Linked DNA regions of Homo sapiens: region 2 is linked to region 1. Evidence: chromatin loops called from intact Hi-C (ENCODE). Cell type or tissue: Caco-2. All regions are shown on one strand.

Region 1 (8,000 bases):
AAGTCACAGTAGAAAGGAATTTAAATTGTAGAACACAGTAACTTGTTAAATGTCTAGGCTGTTTTAACCTGGAAAGGAGAGTCATAAGCTTTAAACTTGGCCAACTCTCTAATATGTTCAGAAGTCTTAGAAATGAAGTAGGAAGGCAATATGCTATTATTATGCTATAAGTATTCTTTTTGTGCAAAAAAGCTTAGCAGCCTCAAGATTTATGTATTCTGTATTAGATGTAGCTATAAACAAATGTTACAGTTATTGAATGATAAGCACTCACGTTTTTATTCCTTGGGGAAAAAAAAAAGACCCCCATTTCAATTTCCATACACAGAAAAAATATCTCTTAAAATTATCTCATGAAAAATAGTTTTACGGAACAGCTCAGATTTATTATTTCAATTAAATTATGCATAGATTGCATTAATACATTAAGGTCATTCAAAGCTTATCACAAAGCCCACCAATATAGAGTAAATTACCACAAAAGAACAGCTTTCAAGAGCTTAAGGTCTATGGGAAGATGAGATTTTAAAAATTGCCTCCTGCAATCTGATAAGCATCCTTTAAAAGTAATTTTTAAATAATAAATATTAGGCCGGGTGTGGTGTCTCACACCTGTAATCCCAGCACTTTGGGTGGCCGAGGCAGGCGGATCACGAGGTCAGGAGATCGAGACCATCCTGGCCAACATGGTGAAACCCTGTCTCTACTAAAAACACAAAAAAATTAGCTAGGCACGGGGACAGGCGCCTGTCATCCCAGCTACTCGGGAGGCTGAGGCTGGAGAATCGCTTGAACATGGGAGGCAGAGGCTGTAGTGAGCCTAGGTCGTGCCCTTGCACTCCAGCCTGGGTGACAAGAGCGAAACTCTGTTCAAACAAACAAACAAACAAAAATCTGTAAACTTTTAAGTTTAGAATTTTAATAGGAGAACGAAACTGTGGCCTCATAGTCTTTAAATTGAACCCTTGCCTTGATTTTAAGTCAGTAATAAAAGCAGCTATAAAATTATATCCTTACTTTTGCCATGATAATCACTCACATGGATTCAAAATGCTTGCTTTGTACCAAGCTGTGAACACAGATCAACAAGATCTTAAAGAGAAAATGGATGTGTTAACTTGCTTCAATTGGCCAGTGGTTTCAACAAACTGAAAATACATAAAATTGCAATTATTCTAAGGTTTCATTATGTTTAACCATAAAACACTAAATTTATCAATATTTAAGCTTTGTGTAAAACATAGACAGTTTCATATCTATGATTAAAACAAACAAGTTTCATCGAACACCAATTTACTAAAAATCTCTTCCCAGAAGACCTTTTGTGAAGTATTTTTGGTTATTTCTGTTGCTTAGATTTGTATTTTAATTTATTTGTTGCATGGTTTTGTTGCTTCCTTTGAAAGCGTTTTTGAGTTGTTTTGCAGATCTCATTTCACAAGTAGTTAATGACTGGATCTCAACAATAAATGCCTTTGTGAATTTGCTACTGTGATTTTTGCAGATTGTTACCTCACCTCTTAAAGTGGCTCATTTTCCTTTTCTTCTTTCATTCTCATTAGCAATACATCGATCATCAAGGCAGTGAAGTGTACCATAATTGTAAGGTAAACAAATTGCCGAATGTTACTGAAAGATAAACTTGGATTAACAATCGTTTGTGCTAAAGTAAATTTGATTTCAAAATATGACATGATGTTTCAGAGACACTTTCAAAATATAGCATGTCTTAACATGTTTTGCTAAAGTCAGAATTTTATTTATGGTGAAATGTTGCCAAATAAGTTTTCTTTCTAATGTGTCAACTTATTTTTATCAGATACAAAAATAGTTACAAGTTCTATTTCTGATAAGAATTTTCATGGAAGACACAGAATGAGGCCTTTGGTAACACAAGCAGAAGAGGAATATGTTAGAATCATAATATTGAGAGACTCATAAAATCAACAGAAGACTAGAGAACAAGAATTAGCAAATGGTTAAAAACCAAGAGATTCCTGTAAGGCTCAAGAGATGCTCAGGAAGCTAAGCACAAGTACACTAAAAAATTTCAGTCCTGTTTGCTTCTACTAAGGATATTCTGCATTTTAATTGGTGTATACAGGCCATTCACATTAAAAGTAATTATTAATATCTACTATGTTTGTAACAATTTTCTATTTACTGTACTTGTTATTTATTTATTTTCTTTTTTAACCTCTCCCTGTTTTTCTGCCTTCTCTGGTTTTTAAATAAGATTTTATGTGATTTTTCATAACTCAATTTTCTCTCTTCTTTAAAATATCAATCATATTTCGTTTTAAAAATTATCTTAATGGTCGCCAGAGAGTTCACAATGTATGTTTTTAACTAACCTAATTCCACTTTCAAATAACCTATTCTCCTTCACTGTTAGTGTAGTTTTCTTATTAGAGAGTATTCCCAAGTTTTTCCTAGGGAAAAATACTTTCGGCTTTTCATTTTGTCTCTCCGTAGCCTATAATCATTCACTACCTTGTTACTAATATTACTTTGAAAAGTTCTGTATTAGAACTTTTATGTATTAAACATAAGGAAAAAAATTTACCTGTATTCATTACTTCTCTGACATTAATCTTTTCTTTTTGTAGAGCTAAGCTTCTGATCTTTATCACTTTTCTTTTCCCTGGAGTACTTCTTTTAACCTTTCTTCCAGGGCAAGTCTGCTGATAATGAATCCCCTCGGTTTTGTTTCTCTGGCAATGTCTTTATTTCTGTCTCACTTTCGATGAAAAATTTTCATGGATATAGACTTCTAGGTTGGTAGTTTTTCTCTTTCAACTCTCAATATTTTACTCAACTCTATTGTTTGCATTGTTTCTATGAGAAGGCTAATGCAATTCTTACCCTTGTTCCTCTATTACCAAGGTGTTTGTCTTGTTTTGTTTTTCTCTAACTACGTTCAATAGTATGATTTCAACAGACTACTTTTAATCTTTGTCTTTGTTTTTCTTCAGTTTGAATACAATATGTTTATATGTAGATGCTTTGGTGTTTATTCCTCTTGGTGTTTATTGAGCTTCCTGAATCTGTGACTTGGCTTCTATCATTACTTTCGAAATAACTATGGTCATTATTAATTCAAATATTTCTTCTGCTCCTTGTCTATTTCTTCGGCTTCTGGTATTCCTAATATATGTGTCATATTTAATATCTTTGGAAACTGACTACAATTCTGGGATGTTCTCTTCTTTTTATTATACTATTGTCATTATTTTTAAAATTGTCTTTGTATTTTAGTTAGAGAAGTTTCTATGGGCATATCCTCAGGTTTACTGATACTGTCCTCAGACATGTTCAGTCTACCGATGAGCCAATCAGAGACATTCTTAATTTCTGTTAAACTGGTTTTGATTTGTGGTTTGTTTTTATAGCCCTTTCCACTGTAATCTGTTATACCAGCGCCCTCTGTTGGTTTGGCGCTAAGGTGTGGGTGACATAAGTGTTCTATCACTGCAGGATAAAGTGTCAATATTTTTGTTTGCCCATGTCTGTAATGTGACTTTCACAAGTGTTTTCTCCAGCGATATAGCTTCCTCCCTCCTCCCTACCTTTGGCTAGACAGGAATGCTAGAGAAGGCTGGAGTTGGAACAGTGCCCTACCTCTAGGTGGGATAAGACTCTGGTAAGTCTTTTTACTGGAGAGAAAATAGGTTTTTGTTTTAGCGAATGTTCAGTATGACTCCAGTGACTGTTCCAGATAAGGTCTCAGCTATGGCTCTCTGGATTTGCCCATCAGTCTAGATTTCAGAATGGTGGTTTGCCTTGGGATCTCAGTTCTCAGATGGGTCCAAGAAAAATAGTTAATTTCCAGTGTGTCACCTTTTACTTATTGTAAGGTTGTGAATGATGGCTTTCATTTTTTTACAGGCCAAAACTGTATATTTGTTGTTGAATGTTTTGTCTCTTCATAAAGCTAAAAACTAAATGCTTGAGATCAAACCAGAAAAAAATGAATTAAAATTACAACAACAACAGAAAACATTGGTTATTTTCAATACACATGCTATCCTATTTTCCTTTCTCTTTTGGCAAGTCATATTTTGTTCCTGAATTAATCATACTGTTTCAGATTCATGCTTCCCCAGAAGCTACCAAGTACCTCCTAGAAATATATTTGTGAGGAAGCCATCCTTCCCTCCCCTCACACACTTGAAGCACTTTAGACGAAGGCAGGATACATATATGTAGAATGGCTAATAAAAAATTGATAATCACACTTGTTATGAAAAAATAGAAAATATTTGAAACTTTGTTTTAAAACTTAGTTTAAATTATGCATACTCTATTATGTGATGTCTTAAAGTGGTTTTTCAAATTTTGTACATTTAAACAACAGCAATGTCCAAAGAATGACATTTGAAAATAAGAGATTAAATGCCAGCAAAACTAAACATCTCCCAACAGAGCCATGATATTTGACAGTTGTGAAATCTCTGAAGACATTTCAGTTTTATTTATTAGGTAAAGCTGTCACAGTTTGTACACACCATGAAACTCCAAAGCGACTATTATCAAATGACAGTACAGCTTGACATATGTGAAGGTAGTTACAGGAGCACATGAGAATAGATAAATCGTATTTAAAAAAAGAAAAATGAATATGAAATTATGGACAGTAAAGAAACTCTGAAAACACTGGGAAGAGTAATTATATTTTTGGGACACAATGTGGAAACATTCCCATCATAATATTATATTAAATCAATTGTCTATTAAACAATTGTCTCACCCTCTATGTATTGATAAGGGAGTCAACTGTTGAAAAGAAGGCATAGTAAGTTTCCACTAATTAGATATTTTAAAAAACACAGCCTTTTTTTTAAATTCTCTCTACGTGAGTGCCCCTATAAAGGGTAAACCCAGAGTTAGGAGTACAGAGAGCTTTTCTTAGGGGTACTATCCATCTCTTCTTGTTTATTTGTGGTCACTGCACTCCAAGGTCCTCAAACTGCCAGGTATTCCTATCAATTTCAGTTCCTGAAACATGCATACATTCACTTCCTTAAACATGTGTAAATTCACTTCCTTTGTTTTTCTTATTCATGAAGCTTCCTTCATTAAATAAAATTTCTGCCATTTTTTACCTAATTCCTAGTCTTTTCTAAAACTCAACTCATATACCATCTTTTGTAGAACATCTTCTCTACTGACTTCATTGTTAACTTAATAATTCCCTCACCATACTTTTTGTTATCATACTATATATTAAGCTATGTCAAAAATAGTAACTGCTCAAATGTAAGAGCATATGATGGGACAACTGGGTATTCACATGAAAAAGAATAAAGTTGTACCTCATGATGGTTAATACTGAGTGTCAACTTGATTAGATTGAAGGATACAAAGTATTGATCCTGGGTGTGTCTGTGAGGGTGTTGCCAAAGGAGATTAACATTTAAATTAGTGGGCTGGGAAAGGTGACCCACCCCTTAATCGGGGTGGGCACTATCTAATCGGCTGCCAGTGTGGCTAGAATATAAGCAGGCAGAAAAATGTGAAAAGAGAGACTGGCCTAGCCTCTCAGCCCACATCTTTCTCCCGTGCTGGATGCTTCCAGCCCCTGAACATCAGACTCCAAATTCTTCAGTTTGGGAACTTGGACTGGCTCTCCTTGCACCTCAGCCTATAGATGGCCTATTGTGGAACTTTGTGATCATGTGAGTTAATACTTAATAAACTCCTCTTTATATATATATGTATCTATTCTATTAGTTCTGCCCCTCTAGAGAATCCTAATACATACCTTTACCTCACACTATTCAAAATTAACTCAAAAAGGACCAAAGACCCAAATGCAAGACCTAAAGTATGGACCTCTTAGAAAAAAACGCAGGAGTACATCTTTGGATTGTCCAATGGTTTCTTAGTTAATCCACAAAAGCACAGCAACAAAAGAAAAAATACATACATTAGGCTTCATCAAAATTTAAAAAAACCTTTTGTGTTGCAAATTATACCATCAAGAAAGTGGAAAAACAAACCTAGAATCAGAGAAAATATTTTCAAATCAAATGTATGATAAAGCTCTAGATTAAATAAAGAACTATTACAACTCCTTAATTTAAAAATTCAATTATAAAATGGACAAAAGGTTCGAATAAACATTTCTGCAAAGTAAGCATATGAAAAGATGTGCAACATCTGTATAGTTTCCTATTGCTGCTGTGACAAGCTGTCACTAATTTAGTGGCTGACAACTATACAAATTAATTACCTTATAGGTCTAAAGCTAAGAAGTCCAAAATGGTTATCATAAGGCTATGCTTCTTCTGGAGTAATGCTCCAGGGAAAACATCTATTTTATTGATTTCCAGCTTCTAGAGGCTGCCTGCATTCCTTGGCTTATGTCCTTTTCTTCTATCTTCAAAGGAAGTCTCATAGTATTAATGTTGGTGCAAAAGTCATTGCTGTTTTTGCCATTAAAAGTAATGACAAAAATTACATAAATCTGTCATAGTTTATACACACCATGAAAAGTAATGGCAAAAATAGCAATTACTTTTGCACCAAGCTAATATCTTCAAATTTCTCTCTCTTTCTCTCTCCCTCTCTTTTGACCTTCATCTGACTCCCTCTTTCACATTTATAGGATCCACGTGATTACATTAGGTCCATCCAGGTAATCTAGCATAACCTCCTTATTGTAAGGTCAACTGATTAGCAACATAATATCTTTCTACAACCTTAATTCTCCCTTGCCATGTAAAATAACACATTCATAGATTCCAGGGATTAGGACTTGGGCATCGTTGAGGGCCCATTATTCTGTCTATCACATCATCATTAGTTTTTAGGGACATGTGAATTAAAACCACAATGAGATATCACATTATACCCATTAGGATGCCATTATCAAAGACACAGACAATAACAAGTAATGACAGTGATTTGGAGAAATTAGAACCCGCATATTTTGCTGATGGAAATGTAAAATGCTACAGCCACTTCCAGTTTGACAGTTTCTCAAATGTCTAAACACAGATTTACTACAGGACCTCAAAAACTATACTCCTGGGTGTTTATCCAAGAAAGTTGAAATATACATTTACCCCCCCCCAAAAAATGTACACAATTCATCATAGATTATTCCTGATATATGAAAGCTGAAAATATCTTAAATATCTTAAATGCCTGTTCGTTACTGAATGGATAGGTAAAATATGATATATTTATACATTGGAATGTTACTCAGCCATGAAAAGGAATGAAGGAAGCACTGATACATACCATAACATGGATGAACTTTTAAAACTTGCTAAGTGCAATAAATTAGATATAAAAGACCATGTAAGATATAATTCCATTTGTAAGAAATGTCTAGAAACACAAATCTATAGATAAAGAATGTAGATCAGTGGTTGCCAGAGGCCAGAGGTAGAAGTGATTAGAGGATGACTACTAAGAGACACAGGGTTTGTCGGGATGGAATGATGAAAATATTCTGAAATTTGAAAGTAATAATGATTGCACAACTTTGTGATTATATTAAAACCACTGAATTGTACACTTTCAAGTGATACATTTTATGGTATGTGAATTTTATCTTAATTTGAAAAAAATTGAAAAGCTCATGACACACATACCAAGCCCTGTGCTAAGGTGTTAAGTACTTTTCTTATACCCTAGCTACTTATTTAACTCTGACAAGTATCTTCGATGTGATTGCTACTATTATTACTATCACTTTGCAGGCAAGAAACCATGGGCAAAGTGAAAGTCAGTGACTTTTCCAAGGGCAAATAGCAAATAGGCAGGAGAAGAAAGAGGTGAGCCCTGGGATCTGACTCCACAGCTCACTCCCTGAGCTGCGCAGCTGTCCAGCTTCACTGTCAACGTAGAGGGGTTGTCTTACCAAACAAACTCTAGGTTTCTTGTTGCCAAAAGTTTTAGGAGATTTTGTGACCTCCAGTGTCCAGCATATGGGCAGTGATATAACATGGACTCTGAAAGAGAGGAGTAAGATTGTGTTATGACTATGA
Region 2 (8,000 bases), 170 kb before region 1:
AGTATGTGGGAATAGAGGGAAAAGTTCAGTGTTTGCTTGGAGAGATCACATGGGAAAGTTAGCAGAAGAGCCAGCAAGGCACTAGGTGGTGGGAAAAATTATATCTCACCTGAAAAAGGATAAAAACTTTCTGTAACGTTGTGGCCTTATATATATTTGGGACCTACCTGGGTAGTATCCAAAACATCAAATGGATAGATATTTATTGCAAAGTGTTCCCCGGTATGTAGAGCCTGCAGACATCAAATACAAATGCCTCATGGAAGAAAATAACCCATACACGATAGCATACTTAGGAGCAATGACAATATTCATAATGGAATGATTTGGATACTTCAGTGATTACTGAGAAGTATTTTATAACTCTTTATGCATACTTATATTTTTATTTGTAATCATATTTGTATCCATATTCATAACATTTATTTAGAGTGAAGTTTTTGTTATTCAATTTCAATATTCACTGCTTCTACTTTTATAATAACATCCCTAATCATGAATTATTTACTTGATTTCTCTCTCAAATTCCATTGACTAAATTCCATTTTACATATTATAGAGATGTGTGTATATCTGAGTTATTATATACGAAAGCAAGTCCTTCTGTTTCATAAACATATGAAATACAATATCATAAAGAGTATGTTATATTGAATCACAACATTTTTCCCTAAAAATATCTGTCATTGTTCTAGAATTTTAGTATTCAGTGTTCCTGTGTAAAGAATGACTTTCCTTGTTTTGTAGGAAACCTTCTATTTTCTTCCCCTATGTTCCAGAAATCTTTTATCCCTTAAATTCAAAATTGTGTCAGACCAATTTTAGAGGTTTTTTGTTTATTATTATCATTTCAGATTTTAACTGGATGATTGATTGAAAGTAACAGTCCTTGATTATTTTCTTATGAGAAAGAGGTTTATTCCCAGATATCAACGACATTTTTCTACAGCCAGAAACACTGAATGAAGTACTACAACTCCCAAAGTGCACTGCTTCCTTAGCTCTTCCTGGACCAAACCCGTTTCATTACTGCCTTTACATATCCATAAGTAAACCATGCATGTAGATTAATATAGATGCATCAGGGAAGGTGTTGATCAGTGTATGAAATAATCTATATCATACTACCTATTAAAATAATATATGCAAAGATATTCTCTTTCTTGTATCAAACGCTATTCTTCCACCTTCTGCAATACCTTGTTCATCTCTTACACATTTATGTGTTGTCATCTACTATGAATTGATAAAGAAGCTGATTAAATTCAAGATAAATTTATCTTTTAGGTACTATTAATTATTTCTGAAAGAACACATAGTGTGAATAGATATATTATAATTCATATTATAAATACCCTGCATGCTAATACTTAAACATTCATTGTTTCTGAAATCCCAGCTCCAACATGCTTTAGGCAGAAGAATTTAGTTGAAGAAAGAAAGAGCAGAGTAAAGGGGCATGAGAGGGACAATCCTAGAGACTGGGGCTAGTTCACTGAGAATAGAATAGTTCACTAAGAATAAACGTGACTAAGAGCTGTCAGTACTTTAGCTCCATTTGGCCAAGGTGGACTACAGAGCAAAATTAAATGCAGGACATGCCTTCAACAACACACCAACATTTTGGTCTTTGTAGAAATTACTTATTCTGTACATTAAATAAAATTCAAGTTCAGAAGAATAAATACAAAACTTTAGATATTAATTACGATTTCTATCTTTTTTCTGGAAAAAGGTAAAATAAAGTTGCAAAAACTCACTTCTCATAAAAAAGATCTTACCTATTAATATTTCCCCTTTGTATATGAGGTTCCTTTCTACCTCTCCAGTACACAAAATAATGTATTATTCCTTTTATTATCAATATTAGTTTCTTAGATATAGTTTATCACAGTAAAATGACTGAAAAAAAGGCTTATTTTCCTCTTATCTTTATTGGAAACCATTGCAGCTCCAATGAACCATTAGCTGTCTTAGTGAAGAATAGTTTAATGTTTACATTTTTTTGTAATCTTCTTAAAATAAGAAAATGAGCTTGGTAAATGTCATTGCTGAGTTAGCTAAGTATTTAGCTAATACTGTGATCGCTTAATCTTTTACTCATTAATGATTTTACTAAACCTGTAATGGCATCCAGTTGAGGTCAAACATCTCTTGTGAGTTCTATGGAGAATTCATTTAACACTTAGAAATTATGCTTTGAGAAAAACAGATATTTAGTCTCACACACAAATGAACTTCATAAATCCATCATTTTTGGATAAAGCTGTCATCTGGCATGGCTTAAATGAGTTTAAACAATGGCCATTAGAGCCTCTTACAAAGTCAGTGAACATGAGCTCATGGTTTTTCCCAAGGATCTATCATGACTTTATATGGATAGTCTTAAAAAGTTTCATCTTGTCTTCTGTCTCTTTCTACTGGTTTTATAGTCTCCTCATAGACTAATCTAAAAACTCTTTGTTCACCTCTTGCATACTGTTTTCAATCTGACCTTGTTCTCCTATGACAGGGACCATTAGTTAGGAGTGTGTTAATGAGAATAAATGCCAAGATAAAAAGGATAACAGAATCTTTATTTTATTGCCTTATAACAGAATCTTTATTTTATTGCCTTTTCTCTGTCAATGAAAAGAGTCAAACTCTGTAAAATATTCGAAGAGACTTATTCTGAGCCAAATATGAGTGACCATGACCTCTGACGCAGCCATTAGGAGGTCCTGAGAACATGTGGCCAAGGTAGTCTGGGTGCAGCTTGGTTTTATACATGTTAGGGAGGCACGAGGCATCAATCAAATACACTTAAGAAATACATTGGTTTGGTCCAGAAAGTGGGGGCTTCCAGCTTATGGGTAGATTTTAAAACTTTCTGGTTGACAATTGGTTGAGTTTATTTAAAGACCTGGGATCAACAGAATGGAATCTCTGGGTTAAGATACAGGATTGTAGAGACCAAAGTTCTTATTTGCACAGGAAGCCCTAAGGTAGCAGGCTTCAGAGAGAATAGGTTGTAAAATGTTTCTTATCAGACTTGAAGTCTGTGTCGATGTTAATGCCAGAGAAGTATAATGAGGCATATCTGACCCCCACTTCCCATCATGGCCTGAAACAGTCTCTCAGGTTAAATTTTAAGAGTCCTGGGTGAGCAATAAGTCCATTCAGATGGTTGGGGGGAGGTGCTTAGAATTTTATTTTTGGTTTACATCCCCGTGGTTACCAAGAATTTACTTCTCTGTTGAGTCAGGGTTCCATTCATTTGATTGATGGGTCTTCTATTGTAGCTTCATACTGCAAAACTGCCTATTAGTTGTGGAGAAAATTGAGAATGTTATGTTGCCAATGGTACTTGATATGAGTATTTAGATGAAATGAGGAAAAAGAACTAACACATTTAGAGTGACAATTGGTTTTACTAAAGTCCTGCAACTTAATTAAAAAATGCAAAATCTGCATAGATCAGAATGACCACCTGGTGGAAGTGGAGAATAGAATCTTTAAAATTAAATATAGTGAATTAAAAATAGGAGAACCATGAATCTTAGTAGTACTGCTATTAAAATACTCTTAGAGGATATCATTCTATTATATGTTGAAATGTGTAATCAGAATTGATAAATAGTGCAGATTAGCCCAATGGTTTTCAAATCATTTGGTCTCAGGTTGTGACTGAACTATTAAAATATTTTGGGAGTGCAAAGGACTTTTTGTTCATATATGTGCACTATGTTAATAACTGCATTAGAAACTAAAACAGAGATGCTTAAAATATATATGTATTCAGTAATAAAAATAATGAATCAATTATGTAACATGAACAATATTTAAATAATATAGTTATGTTTTGCAAAATACAAAGATGAGAGAGAAGTGACATTGTGTTTAACTTATCAAATATGTTTAGTATCTGGCTCAATAGAAGAGATCTAGATTACTGTATCTGATTCTGCATTCAGCCTGTTGTGATATCACCTGTGAGGTAGTGTCCAGAAAACATCACTGTACACACTTGAAAAAGACAAATAGCATCTTAGTATTATTAGGAAAACAGTTTTATCCAAAAAATCCTTTAAAGGGGCCTCCGGAGACTCCTAAAGGGGTCTGCAGAGGCCTTCAGGTTATGGTTTGAGCCTGCTGGAGTCGTAGTTAAGAGGATGGATTTCAGAGTTGGACTGGCTAGGCATGAGCCCTCTTCACTATATGATAGTTATTTTTCTTGGAGAAAGTTGCTTAACACTTGTAAAGCTCAAATATCCCATCTATGAAATGGACTTAATAACTATTTTGAGATTTAAAATATACATTTGTCAAATGTAACTCACTAATACTAAAAAATCAATAATTGTTTGTTCTTATTAAACAATGCAAGTATCTATCGAAGTGGACTTCTAGAAATCAAATTGTAATGGTTATATATTTTTTTAATTATTTGTTTGACCTGTTCATGACCATTCAACATGTTAGGAAAGTTTTTAAAGAGTTTTTGACTTACACAACCATAAAACTAACTGAACCATGGGGCTCTCTTTATTGTCAACAGGATACAGGATTCCCTGTGTATATAAAACAAAATCCTCCCAAACTCCTTTAAAAGCAAAACAAAACCAAAAAACAAAAAAATAAAGTCTAAAGAATAAAATTAAGAAAAAAAAGGAGAGAGGTGACTGAAGGCAGGTGATTAGACATAGACAATGAATGACTTGCTTCAAGATGGCAGTCTGTGTAATACACAATCTCAATTGCTTTTTTAAACATATATTTTCAACAATTCTAGGTAGGAAAAATTTAGTATCTGAACAACTGAGGTAGTGATGCCATGATTAGGTATAAGTTTGAAATATTTATTTGTAGAAACATTATGAAAGCATGTAAGACATACCATAATGAACACTTTATTTTTTAAGCAGGGGTAAGACAAAAGCTGTAAATTGCAAAGGTTAAAGATTAACTATTGTATTTATTATTATAATTAAACAAAATTTACAAAAGAGCCAAGCTGATACATAGGTAAGGGATTCTTAATGATTGCTGTGTAGAACGTTAACTAGGCAGAGTGAATTTTCTTAAATATTGATTCCACAAATATGAACCTAAGTATTACAATTACATGTTTAATGCTTAATTTAAATCCGTATAATTAAATAATTTAAATAAATGCTGGGTTTTCATCTTTATTGGTTTATTTTACCATCTATAAGTAGTATTTTATCAGTAATTTCTTTTTGTAAATTATTATAAGTGCAGTTAGAACATACCTAAAATCAGTGCTAATAGATAAATGGATTCCTAACAGTGAAAATGCACAGGATGCCCCATTTAATTCCTCCTCTGTCCTTTCTCATAGCTTTCATGCAAGGGTTCTTGTTTAACGTGTTCTGTTCCTATTGTCAATCCTCACCTTACACCACTACCTCCATCTGAATGATTCACTTCAGGTGCCTGGAATGCCACAAACCATGAGGCAGTAGAAGTGCTGCCTCACAAATTTACACAGGACTGAGGGCAAGGGTGGTGTCTGCTCAGGATCTTCATGTAATCATCTCCTTACCTACCATAGATGACAGAATTTAATGAAAACAGGAAAAGACCTCAGTCAGACTGTAAGCCAGACTCTTGGGGAAGGTAAAATACCTATATTTGAAATTATAGGTAGACACCAAATATCAAAGCGGCATCAGAGAAAGAACTAATTAAAAGGCAAACAGAGAAAATTATGAAATCTATTTCTGATTAGAATTCCAAGATTCTTTTTCATCTGGAAATTTTCTCCCCTATCTCAGAAAATTCACGAAATATTCTTTAGCAGTCGTAACACAGGAAAACTCATTCCAAGTTATTTTACGACCCCAAGTGAGTAAGTTTTTTGGGAGAGTGGAGAATAGAGAGAAGTAGATGAAGACACAATAATCTCTTTTCTAGGCATCCTAAATGGATTGTCTTTGCTTCTAGTTTAGACTTATGAGTAGGCTGCTGCTTAATACCCTGCAGGAGTTTCAGGAAACCCAACATGCCTCAAATTACACTTTCTTCATTTACTTGCTGACCCTTGAAATAATTTTAACACCGGTCATTGATTTTAGTTCTATAATTAAAATGTAAAAAATTAAATGATAATAGCCTAGCCATAGAAGAAAAAGCACAGTGATAGTAAAGACTCTTAAGTGCCTTACATCTTTCTTGAAAATTAATCCTATCTGAGTAGAAAGAAAAAGATAATGTACTAAGATTATATGAGGGAAATACAGGTACATAGAAACATAGAAAGATAAGGTTCACCGGGAGGCGGAGCTTGCAGTGAGCCGAGATCCCGCCACTGCACTCCAGCCTGGGCGACAGAGCGAGACTCCGTCTCAAAAAAAAAAAAAAAAAAAAAAGATAAGGTTCAGGGTAGAGAAGACAAAAATCATGTATTTCATATCAAGTAGATTTATTTAACATTAGTAAATATATACAGAAAGATATATAATATAATATGAATTCCTGGGTTGCCTTAGAATAGAATAAATATATACAGAAAGATATATAACATAATATAAATTCCTCGGTTGCCTTAGACTAAATTCCTGGTTGCCTTAGAAAATTGGAATCCTTTCTTGTGCCTTAAAAAGAAAAAAAAAAGCCTGAAATCAACACAGAAGAGCCAATAAAAACACATATAACTTACTCCTTTAGCATAATTGGAAAACAGAGTACCATGAACACAAATTTGTTTGTAAATAGAGAAATAAACATCAAGCTGATATCACATGACTGTTCAGAGAGGGAAATGGAAAGCTTAAAATCAATTAGCACAGTATAACATCAACATCCAAGAAAGTTCTACACCAAGTGAGAAATACCAAGAACATTTCTGACACCTGATAGATCCAAGCACTCCTACAGGGAATGCATAAGAAATTATTCAAAATTTGATAATAAGGAAAAAAAGATACAATTAATTTTATAATTAAAATATATGAAGTTATTGTCATGTAGGATGTTTAGCATGTTTTTATTAAACTATTCAATTTATTTCAGCATTTATTGGTATGTGTGTTTCATTGAACACACACACACATATATACACACATAAGTATTTATATCTTCCTTGTTATCCTATAATACTATTGGTTTATTTCTATTAATGTGGTAAATAAACATTGATTTGGGATCATTGTGTATTTATATTCTAATTATGGTTTTAATATTTTGAAAATTCTACTTGACAGACCCGAGATTTAGTCTTGAGAAGACATTGGTTCTAGCAGGGAAGGTGGTAACAAAGAAGGTAGGCAATCTTGGACATTTGGTGATTGAAGAGATGTATTTCAAGGAACTGGGTTACTTGATTGTGGGGCCTGAAAAGTCTAAAAATCTGTAGGGTAGATCCACAGGCTGGAAACCCTTGGGCAGTAGTTAATGTTGTAGTCTTGAAGTAGACATTCTTCATGGAAACCTCAGCTTTGCTCCTAAGACCTTGCAAGTGGTTAGATGAGGCCCACTTAGATTATTAAGGTCATCTCCTTCACTTAAATCTACTGACTAGATATTAACCATGTTTACAAAATGCCTTCATTGCAACAACCTATATTAGTGTTTGATTGAATAATGGGTACTAGAGCTTAGCCATGTTGACATATAAAACTAAACATCACAGTGGTAAAGGGAATTAGAAAAGTAGAAGTGGAAATTAAGTGTCCTGAAAAAAAGCAAACAAGAGCCAAAAAAAAGATCAATTAATATTCTCCTAGCACCTGAAAACAATTCTGTTTTTTAAAGAATTCACAATATACAGATATAAGGAAATGCTCTTGAACTAAGAATGTCATAAATTCTCCAAATTCTAACTCTCACCTGCATAAGACTGTTGAGAATCTATCATATGGCCATAAATGCTGTTAGACAAATGTATTTACACAAACGTATTTTGAGTATTGAGTAAATTTGGAGTATTATAGGCAATACTCCAAACTGAAAAATGTTCTCAGATAAAAATTATTTGTTATAAAAAAAGTTGAACTCAT

What was found. A loop is a pair of places that touch in the nucleus more often than their neighbours do. Peaks named below come from ENCODE experiments on the same cell type or tissue, not always from the same donor. Only the 100,000 strongest peaks of a DNase experiment are listed, where the experiment ranks them.
Region 2: it touches region 1 in a loop (4-fold over the local background); 2 of 110 quality-filtered maps call a loop at or near these places.

Annotation. Positions count from the first base shown.
Region 1 is chr4:166,319,958-166,327,957 of GRCh38, reverse strand. No RefSeq gene overlaps it. Among named protein-coding and RNA genes, the nearest start is that of TLL1, 450 kb to the right of the region's middle. RefSeq lists an enhancer at 3,174-3,343. In Caco-2, a CTCF peak has its summit at 3,435 (motif pointing left); a DNase peak (open chromatin) is centred at 3,427.
Region 2 is chr4:166,489,260-166,497,259 of GRCh38, reverse strand. No RefSeq gene overlaps it. Among named protein-coding and RNA genes, the nearest start is that of TLL1, 620 kb to the right of the region's middle. In Caco-2, no CTCF peak of the experiment used is centred here; a DNase peak (open chromatin) is centred at 3,089.